2 separate regions of the Homo sapiens genome follow, and region 1 is linked to region 2. Evidence: read pairs that join two places in POLR2A ChIA-PET (ENCODE). Cell type or tissue: GM12878. All regions are shown on one strand. Links, peaks and the distances in the headings refer to the core of each region. The heading gives the core; the rest is flanking DNA.

Evidence for each region. ChIA-PET counts read pairs that join two places held together with the same protein. Peaks named below come from ENCODE experiments on the same cell type or tissue, not always from the same donor. Only the 100,000 strongest peaks of a DNase experiment are listed, where the experiment ranks them.
Region 1: POLR2A ChIA-PET joins it to region 2 with 5 read pairs; 4 of 35 experiments call an interaction of 5 or more read pairs at or near these places.

The regions. Positions count from the first base shown.
Region 1 is chr2:38,905,944-38,910,339 of GRCh38, reverse strand. The region is part of intron 2 of ARHGEF33 (Rho guanine nucleotide exchange factor 33); the gene reads right to left. Among named protein-coding and RNA genes, the nearest start is that of ARHGEF33, 18 kb to the right of the region's middle. In GM12878, for the core only: no CTCF peak of the experiment used is centred there; a DNase peak (open chromatin) is centred at 1,949; H3K4me3 peaks cover 854 bases; H3K27ac peaks cover 1,038 bases.
Region 2 is chr2:38,826,857-38,831,252 of GRCh38, reverse strand. It overlaps DHX57 (DExH-box helicase 57), which reads left to right. Exons shown (of 24, transcript NM_198963.3): 14 at 2,817-2,913. Among named protein-coding and RNA genes, the nearest start is that of DHX57, 47 kb to the left of the region's middle. RefSeq lists an enhancer at 3,272-3,566. In GM12878, for the core only: no CTCF peak of the experiment used is centred there; no DNase peak of the experiment used is centred there.

The sequences.
Region 1 (4,396 bases), core at 135-4,134, 79 kb before region 2:
CTTGGCCTCCCAAAGTGCTAGGATTACAGGCATGAGCCACCACACTTGGCTGCCAATAATTTCTAAAAGCTAAATGAAACAGATAATTTTCTAGGAAAACATACATTATTGAAATTTGTTTTAAAAACAGTATAAATTTTTTTATCCAGAACAACTATCTGCAGAAAATATTAAAAGAGAAGGTCAAATATCTACTCCCCAATAGGAAATGATTCAGCATAATATCACAGGAAGGTTCTATAAATAACAGTGTCTGTGTTATTTAGTCTATGCTATAGATAGAATACATGTAAATAGCTAAATTTATTCTATGAGGTTCTGAGACCAACTCTAGGATAGCCTACATAAATAAATAAAAAAATAACTATACGTATTCTAAATAAAATGTCAGAAAACAAAAATATAACACTATGATCAGCAAAAAAATAAAAATTAATGGTTATAAAACTATTAATAGAATTAATTAATCAATGTAACGCAAGAAAACAAAGAGTACAGTGTGACCCTTAGAAGCAAAATGGTAAGGAGATAAGACAATTCTCACAATATGAAGATACACAAGTGCTTAAAACTAGGATACCTCAATGAAAATGCAGCTTTCTATGCCCACAACCAAAAAAAAAAAAAAAAAAATCATCCTTGAATACATAGCAATTTAAAGTGGCAAAGGTAATAAATTAAAGAATTAAAATTAAAATAGGGGTCTGGCACAGTGACTCATGCCTGTAATCCCAGCACTTTTGGAGTCCAAGGAAGGCAGTTAGCTTTAGCCCAGAAGTTTGAGACCAGCCTGGGCAACATGGCAAAACCCTGTCTCTACAAAAAATACAAAAAAAAAAAAAAAAAAGAAATTAGCCAGTCGTGGTGGTGCACTACTGTAATTCCAGCCACTTGGAAGACTGAGGTGGGAGAATCACCTGAGCCCAGGAAGTCAAAGCTGCAGTGAGCGATGATAGAGCCACTGCACTCCAGCCTGGGCGGCAGAGTGAGACCTGGTCTAAAAAAAAAATTTTTTTTAATGAAATAAATAAAAGAATTAAAATAGGACTCTGCCACCAGACATCTCAAACAATAAGTGGCCTTATTTTGAAAATGGTCCTTGGTGCTCAAGTCAGCCCCTTACGTGACCCTTTGTCAAATATGGGTGCTGCTAGAAACAAGGTGGCTCCTGCCACTGAACCAGGTCACAAGGCCATCACCCCTCCTTAGTTAACTGCCTTCATGGCTGTCCACTCCCCAGACTGTGAGCAACTAAGGGGTATACACGGAGTTTCATTCCTCTTTCTGTCTCCAGCTCCTGGCACCATTCTCAACATACTCTCAACAAATATTTATGGAAGTGACCTGAATTCTCATGCAGCAGACTACCAGTGAAACACGCTTTTTACTACAACTTGCTTCACATCAACAATAAAGACTTAGTGGTAAATATAGAGAGTTTGGCCTGAAGATTATTTTTATTAGGAAAAAAGGCCTATTTTATTTTAACAAGCAAAGTTCCACTGGCAGAAATATATCCCCTTGTTCCCACTCCCTGGCTTGAAAAACCAAGAAAGAGCAGGCTCTCCTAGTAAATGGTCCCACACCAAAACTAACTGTAGTGATGTTCATCACGGCCAGCAACACCAAAGTGCCCAGAGCCAGTGAGAACAGGAGCAAAGCACAGAGAATAGGTAATTCCATAGCTCAGGAGCACAGAAGGCTCAGAAGTGAAATAACAAAGATCCTTCCATCCTCACTCCACTGGCATGTTAATTTTTGTTGTTGTTCACCTAAGATCAGTCAGGATAGAGTAAATTGGTAGAGTTAATATGTGTCTACATCAGTCAAGAAAAAAAGAACATCAGCATGCTGTCACACACACAAAACCAACCACTGGCCAGAGATATTTTAAGTTTAAAAATGCCTCATTGAAGACATAAAAACTTATCAAAAGTTTCAGATCAGGGCTGAAAGTCACTTCCAGGGGCTCTTCTGACTCATTTTAATACTTGACCTACTTAACTGTGTCAGAACCAGATTTCGTGAGCCTGAATGTCTCATGGCCTCTGTGTCTGGTCAGGGAAGATATTCTTCATCTCTTTTCTTATCCTGACTTGACTCTCTTTAATCTCAATCTTTCAAACAGATTCTCTCCCTGGATTCATCTGAGTGGAAGTTAAAAGCCTCCTGGAGGCCAGGCACGGTGGCTCAAGCCTATAACTTTCAGCACTTTGAGAGGCTGAGGCAAAAGAGTCATTTGAGCCCAGGAGTTCAAGACCAATCTGGGCAACATAGTGAGACCCTATCTTTACAAAAAGTTTTTTTTTTTCAATTAGCCAGGCATGTTGGCATGCACCTGTAGTCCCAGCAAGTTGAGAGGCTGAGGTGGGAGGATCACTTGAGCCCAGGAGGTCAAGGCTGCAGTGAGTCATGATAGTGCCACTGCACTCCAGCCTGGATGACAGAGTGAGACATTGTCTAAAAAAAAAAAAAAAAATCCTCCCAGAGACACTGTGCAAGAGGCAGAGAGCCCCAGTACAATGTAAATATCTACTTAAAAAGACAATAAAGTGACTGTCACTATACTTTCACTAAGTAAGTCCCAATTGATAGGAAGGAAAGACAAAGAAGGACAAGAGTGCTCTCCTGGGAAACGCTGGAGGGAAAGAACCCTGAGCTCCAGAGACAACTCCCTCCAGTCCTAGAGATGGCCCTGATTTGCAGAGGGGTACATTAACATGGAAAAACTTTAGTCCTCAGGAAATGTTCCTTCTGCTAAATCACAGGCAGTGGCAGGACTCCCAAGATCTGAACCAGGTGGCTGAGTTAGTAGTACATTGTAAAACGGATCATCAGTCACCAAAGCTTAATTTAGGTGAGAGGGGAAACCAGGTTACTGCTGCCCCTCCTGGGAGAATTTTTTTCATAGTTCAGATGAAATGACATCCAATTTGGAGCTGCCTTTGGTGCTCTCAGAACAGCTAGAAAGGAGAAAAAGAGTACAATCCATCTTCAGAATGACTATAATTTCCCACTACTGCCCAGTGAACAAAGACTCCCAGTGAGCAAAGCCTTCAAAAGTTGGAAATCATAGTCAAACCTTGAAAATGGATGAGTTCAGTTAGAAAAATGGTCCACAGCCCGTGCATACTTGACAGGGGTCAGCGATGGTCCCTGGGTACTAAAACCACAGCACTTTCCCCTACAGAACTAGTCCACTCACAGGCCTTAGGCATTCCTACCTGGGGATCTCGGTCCTACAACCCTCTGCTCTCTGTCAACCAAGTTTTGCTCAACCCTCAAAGGGCAACTCATGTCTTATACCCTTCATGAAGCCTGCTTTGGCCATTCTCCTCAATTGTCATCTGTCAACTCTCCTCACCTAAACCAAGGATCATCTTTTTTTGAGACAGGGGGTCTCATTCTGTCACCCAGGCAGTGGTGCAATCATGGCTCACTGCAGCCTTGACCTCCCAGGCTCAAGCAATCTTCCCACCTCAGCTGCCTGAGTAGCTGCCACCAGACCCAGACCTTTTTTTTTTTTTTTTTTTTGTAGATACAGGGTTTCACCATGTTGCCCAGGCTGGTCTCAAGCTCCTGTGCTCGAGCGATCCTCCTGCCCTGGCCTCCCAAAATCCTGGGATTATTACAGGCATGAGCCACTGCACCCAGCCGAGTCTCATCTTATAACCGATTATTATCACAAAGTCCAGCAGCAGAAGCCTAGATATGGGAAAGAGTCAACATTTTTGTTGATCAATGAAAAGTGTAAATTCATCATTAGTTTGATTATTTCTTTTATAATTCCAGCTTACCTCATACATGCCCTCCCTAGAGCTAAGGCATACTGAACCCCACAAATTAGTACATTTTTACCACATCTGAAAAGTTTGGAACAATGAGAAAAGGGCTAGAGACATTCCATAAGGAGACCAGAACATGCTGGGGCTGGTTTTGCTAAGAAGCTATTTTTTGATTCCTCAATCTATTGTTGCATTATTTCAATTTCCTTGTTTGGAACAAGTTGGGACAGGAATAAGTTAATAAAAAAAGAAGAGAAGTGTTCCATCCCCCTACCTCCAAACTGAATTACATACTTCTCCTTTGTCCCAGATAGTTAGATAGCAATCCTGTTCTTCAGAATTTTTTTCTTTTTTTTTTTTTTTTTTGAGACAGAGTCTTGCTCTGTCACCCAGGCTGGAGTGCGGTGGCACAATCTTGGCTCAATCTTGGCACAATCTTGGCTCCACCTCCTAGGTATTTTTTTGTAGACGTGGAGTTTCACCATGTTTCCCAGGTCATGTTGCCCTGATCTCGAACTCCTGGGCACAAGTGATTTGGCCACCTGGTCCTCCCAAAGTGTTGGGATTACAGGCATGAGCCACCACACCTGGCTTCTTCAGCATTTTTTAAA
Region 2 (4,396 bases), core at 185-4,184:
GTGACATATCTGTGAACATTAAAGATATCCCAGACAGATGAGGCACATAAAAATATAGACAAAAATTTTTTCAATCCATATATAATAGTATGTTTCATCGTTGTTTAATGTTGTGGCTTTTTTTTTCCTTTGTATTTTTCTTTTTGCTTATCTTTTAATAAATAATTTTTTTAATTTTTCTTTTTGAGACAGAGTTTCACTTTGTCACTCAGGCTAGAGTGCAGTGGCATGATCACGGGTCACTGCAGCCCCAACTTCCTGGCTTAAGCAATCCTACAACCTCCCTCAGCCTCTCGAGCCCTACTAAATTTTTAATTTTTTGTAGAGATGGTGTCTCCCTTGTGTTGCCCAGACTGGTTTCAAACTCCTAGGCTCAAGCAGTCTTCCCACTTCAGCCTCTCAAAGTGCTGTAATTACAGGCATGAACCACCACACCTGACCTCAATAAAATTTTGTGGCATTTTAGCAGAGGATCATGGGGTATGTAATGGAAAGAACATGGATCTGATGCCAGAAACCCTAGGTTTGTGTCCAAGCTCCATGCTTACTAACTCTGTGACCTGAGTCTGAAGTTACTGAGTCACTAGTAGGGGTACTAGTAGCCTTCTTTTTTTTTTTTTTATTGAGACGGAGTCTCACTCTGTGGCCCAGGGTGAAGTGCAATGGCATGGTCTCGGCTCACTGCAACCTCCACTTCCTGGGTTCAAGTGATTCTCGTGCCTCCAGCCTCCCAAGTAGCTGGGATTACAGGCATGCACCACCATGCCAGGCTAATTTTTGTATTTTTAGTAGAGATGGGGTTTCACCATGTTGGTCAGGCTAGTCTTGAACTCTTGACCTCAGGTGATCCACCCACCTCAGCCTCCTAAAGTGCTGGGATTACAGGCCTGAGCCACCATGCCTGGCCACTAATAACCTTCTCAATGGATGGCTATGAGGATTAAATGGGATAATATATGTGAACATTCTTTGTTACTGTGAGGTATTTTTTAAAATGCTATAAGATCTCTTTCAGCCTTCATCAGAGTTCCAGTTTTGTGGTAATTCAGATTCCTCATTTATTTAGTGGGAAGGATAACTATGACTGAATAATAGGTCATGAGTTCTCTGCTGACAGATGCTTGTTTTATATCCCATTGCACTTCACATGGAGCTGACATAGGCACCCAATAAATATTTGTGGGATTAAAGGGGGGCTGGTGAAAACAGTACCATTTTTCTCCCTGAATAAAGCACAAAAGAAGGTGACTATTGCTGAGTGACTGCTCTTCACGCAGAAATATACTATAATCAGTTTTCATGCTTATTTTATTTAATGTAAAATTTAAAAGCCCATAAACTGTTAACATGATATGATTAGTTAATGGGCTGTCTCTAAAATATATCTGAATTTAGATTACCAGATTGGCCAGTCAATTATAGTTTCTTTTTCTCATTTCCAGTAAAATGTTTATGGATTTTATTTATTAATAAAATTGTCTTCCTGTCTTATAAGGTTAGGAGAATAACTCTTCCTATAGAAATAGAATGTCAAGGTCAGGTGTGGTGGTGCATGCCTGTAGTCCCAACTACTCGGGAGGCTAAAGCAGAAAGATTGCTTGGGCTCAAGAGTTCAAGACCATCCTTGGCAGTATAGTGAGACCTCATCTCTAAAAAAATAAAAAAATAGAAAGTTGCCAGTGGGGCCAAGCGCAGTGGCTCATGCCTGTAATCCCAGCACTTTTGGAGGCCAAGGCGGGCAGATCACGAGGTCAGGAGTTCGAGACCAGCCTGACCAACATGGTGAAACCTGTCTCTACTAAAACTACAAAAATTAGCTGGCGTGTGCCTGTAATCCCAGCTACTCAGGAGGATGAGGCGGGAGAATCAATTGAACCCAGGAGGTGGAGGTTGCAGTGAGCTGAGATCACATCATTGCACTTCAGCCTGGGCAACAGAGCAAGACACTGTCTCCAAAAAAAAAAAAAAATAGCCAGTGTACTGAAAAAGTTTATTTATAGAGCTTAGCTAGGCCAGGCACAGTGGCTCATGCCTGTAATCCCAGCATTTTGGTAGGCTGAGGCGGGTGGATCACTTGAGTCCAGGAGTTTGAGACCAGCCTGGGCAACATGGCGAAACCCCATCTCTGCTAAAAATATAAAAAATTAGCCGGGCGTGATGGCATGTACCTGTAGTCCCAACTACTCAGGAGGCTAAGGTAGGAAAATCACCTGAGCCTGGGGAGGTTGAGGCTGCAGTGAGCCGTGATCGCGCAACTGCACTTCAGCCTGGGTGACAGAGCAAGGCCTTGTCTCAAAAAATAAAAATTAAAATAAAAAAAGAGCTTAGCTAATAATTCTTGGCATTATACCGACAGACATTATACTTTTCCACACCTCAGTTTTTCTGGTTATAGAAAGATAAATCTCCATTTTGTCCTTATTAAGTCAGAGAATATATAAAACATGTAGTTATTTATTTGTTTAAATCCTCTGGGACTTTACAAAGAAAATAAAACTGATAGTGAAAATTTCTCTTTTTTTTTTTTTTTGAGAAAGGGTCTTGCTCTGTTGCCCAGGCTAGAGTGCAGTGGCACAATCTTGGCTTACCGCAAACTCCGCCTCCCTGGCTCAAGCAACCCTCCTACCTCAGCCTGCCGAGTAGCTGAGACCACAGGCGAAATTCTCAGATTATTGCATATTTTGGTTAAAAACAGCTTTATAATCTATATTAGTTTTTCATTTACTTCATTTATCATATTCTTTTTTAAAAAAATTTTTCTTGTTTCTTTTCTGTGCCTATGCTTACCCACATATTGATTCTTTTTATATACCCAGGTGCTATACTTGTATTTTTACCAGGACTAGCAGAAATCAAAATGCTTTATGAACAGCTACAGTCTAATTCTCTTTTCAACAACAGACGTAGTAATCGGTAAGCTAATTGCTTTCTATATTCTTAATCATCCATTGCAGTTACCTCTAAAGATATCATCACCCTCTTTAGACCCTGGAAGAGCACCAGTCTTCGAGCATACATTTGTTTATGCCAGCTGGAAATGAGCAAACCTATTTGCTGCAGGAAATCAGTTATTCCCTTTTTATTAAAGAAAAATATTGGCCAGGCTCAGTGGCTCATGCCTGTAATCCCAGCTCTTTGGGAGGCCGAGGCGGGCGGATCACCTGAGGTCAGGAGTTGGAGACCAGCCTGACCAACGTGGAGAAACCTCATCTCTACTAAAAATACAAAATTAGCTGGGTGTGGTGGCCGGCACCTATAAACCCAGCTACTCAAGAGGCTGAGGCAGGAGAATAGCTTGAACCCGGGAGGCAGAGGTTTTGGTGAGCTGAGATCACACCATTGCGCTCCAGCCCGGGCAACAAGAGTGAAACTCCGTTTCAAAAAAATTCTCTTCACTTAGCATAGTGACTCAGCAAATTTGCATGTAATTTTAGATGTCAGAGCCCCAGATAGTGGGGGAAGGTGGGGGAAAGGCAGCATTAGTAACAACAAAGAAGTCCTACCATTATGAGAGAAAATCATCTTCAATAGTTCCTATTCCAGGAGCAAGACACACTGGGTGTGTCTTCATTTTTAAGGGGAAAACTATTTGACAAACGAACACTCCCTTAAAATGTAAGAATGAAGTTTCTGAGGTTACATCATTGTCATTGCCTGTCTTCTCTGTGTGTGTGTATGTATGTGTGTGTGTGTGTATGTGTATATATATGTATGTGTGTATATATATATATATATATATATATATATTTTTTTTTTTTTTTTTTTTTGAGACAGAGTCTCGCTCTGTGGCCCAGGCTGGAGTGCAGTGGCGTGATCTCGGCTCACTGCAACCTCCGCCTCCCAGGTTCAAGTGATTCTTCTGCCTCAGCCTCACAAGTAGCTGGGGTTACAGGCTCATCTTGTATTTAAAGGAAGAATAATTCTTTGCTGGTTAGTTTGCACTAGGCTTGTTGGTTGTAGAATATCAATTATTTATTCCTCTTCATTATTTACTACTGAATTACACTCCAACATTTTTCCCAAGTTGGTATGAGGTTTTTGGTTCCTAGAACTAAGTAAATATTTTGTAAAAATCAGAAAGGACTTTACCTTTTATTTTATTTTATTTTATTTTATTTTTCGAGACGGAGTCTCACTATTGTCGCCCAAGCTGAAGTGCAATGGCAGGATGTCAGCTCACTGCAACCTCTGCATCCTGGGCTCAAGTGATTCACCTGCCTCAGCTTCCCGAGTAACTGGGATTACAGGTGCCCACCAACACACCTGGTTAATTTTTGTATTTTTAGTAGAGACGAGGTTTCACCATGTTGGCTAGGCTGATCTCAAACTCCTGACCTCGGGTGATCCGCCTGCCTCAGCCTTCCAAAGTGCTGGGATTACAGGTGTGAGCCACCGT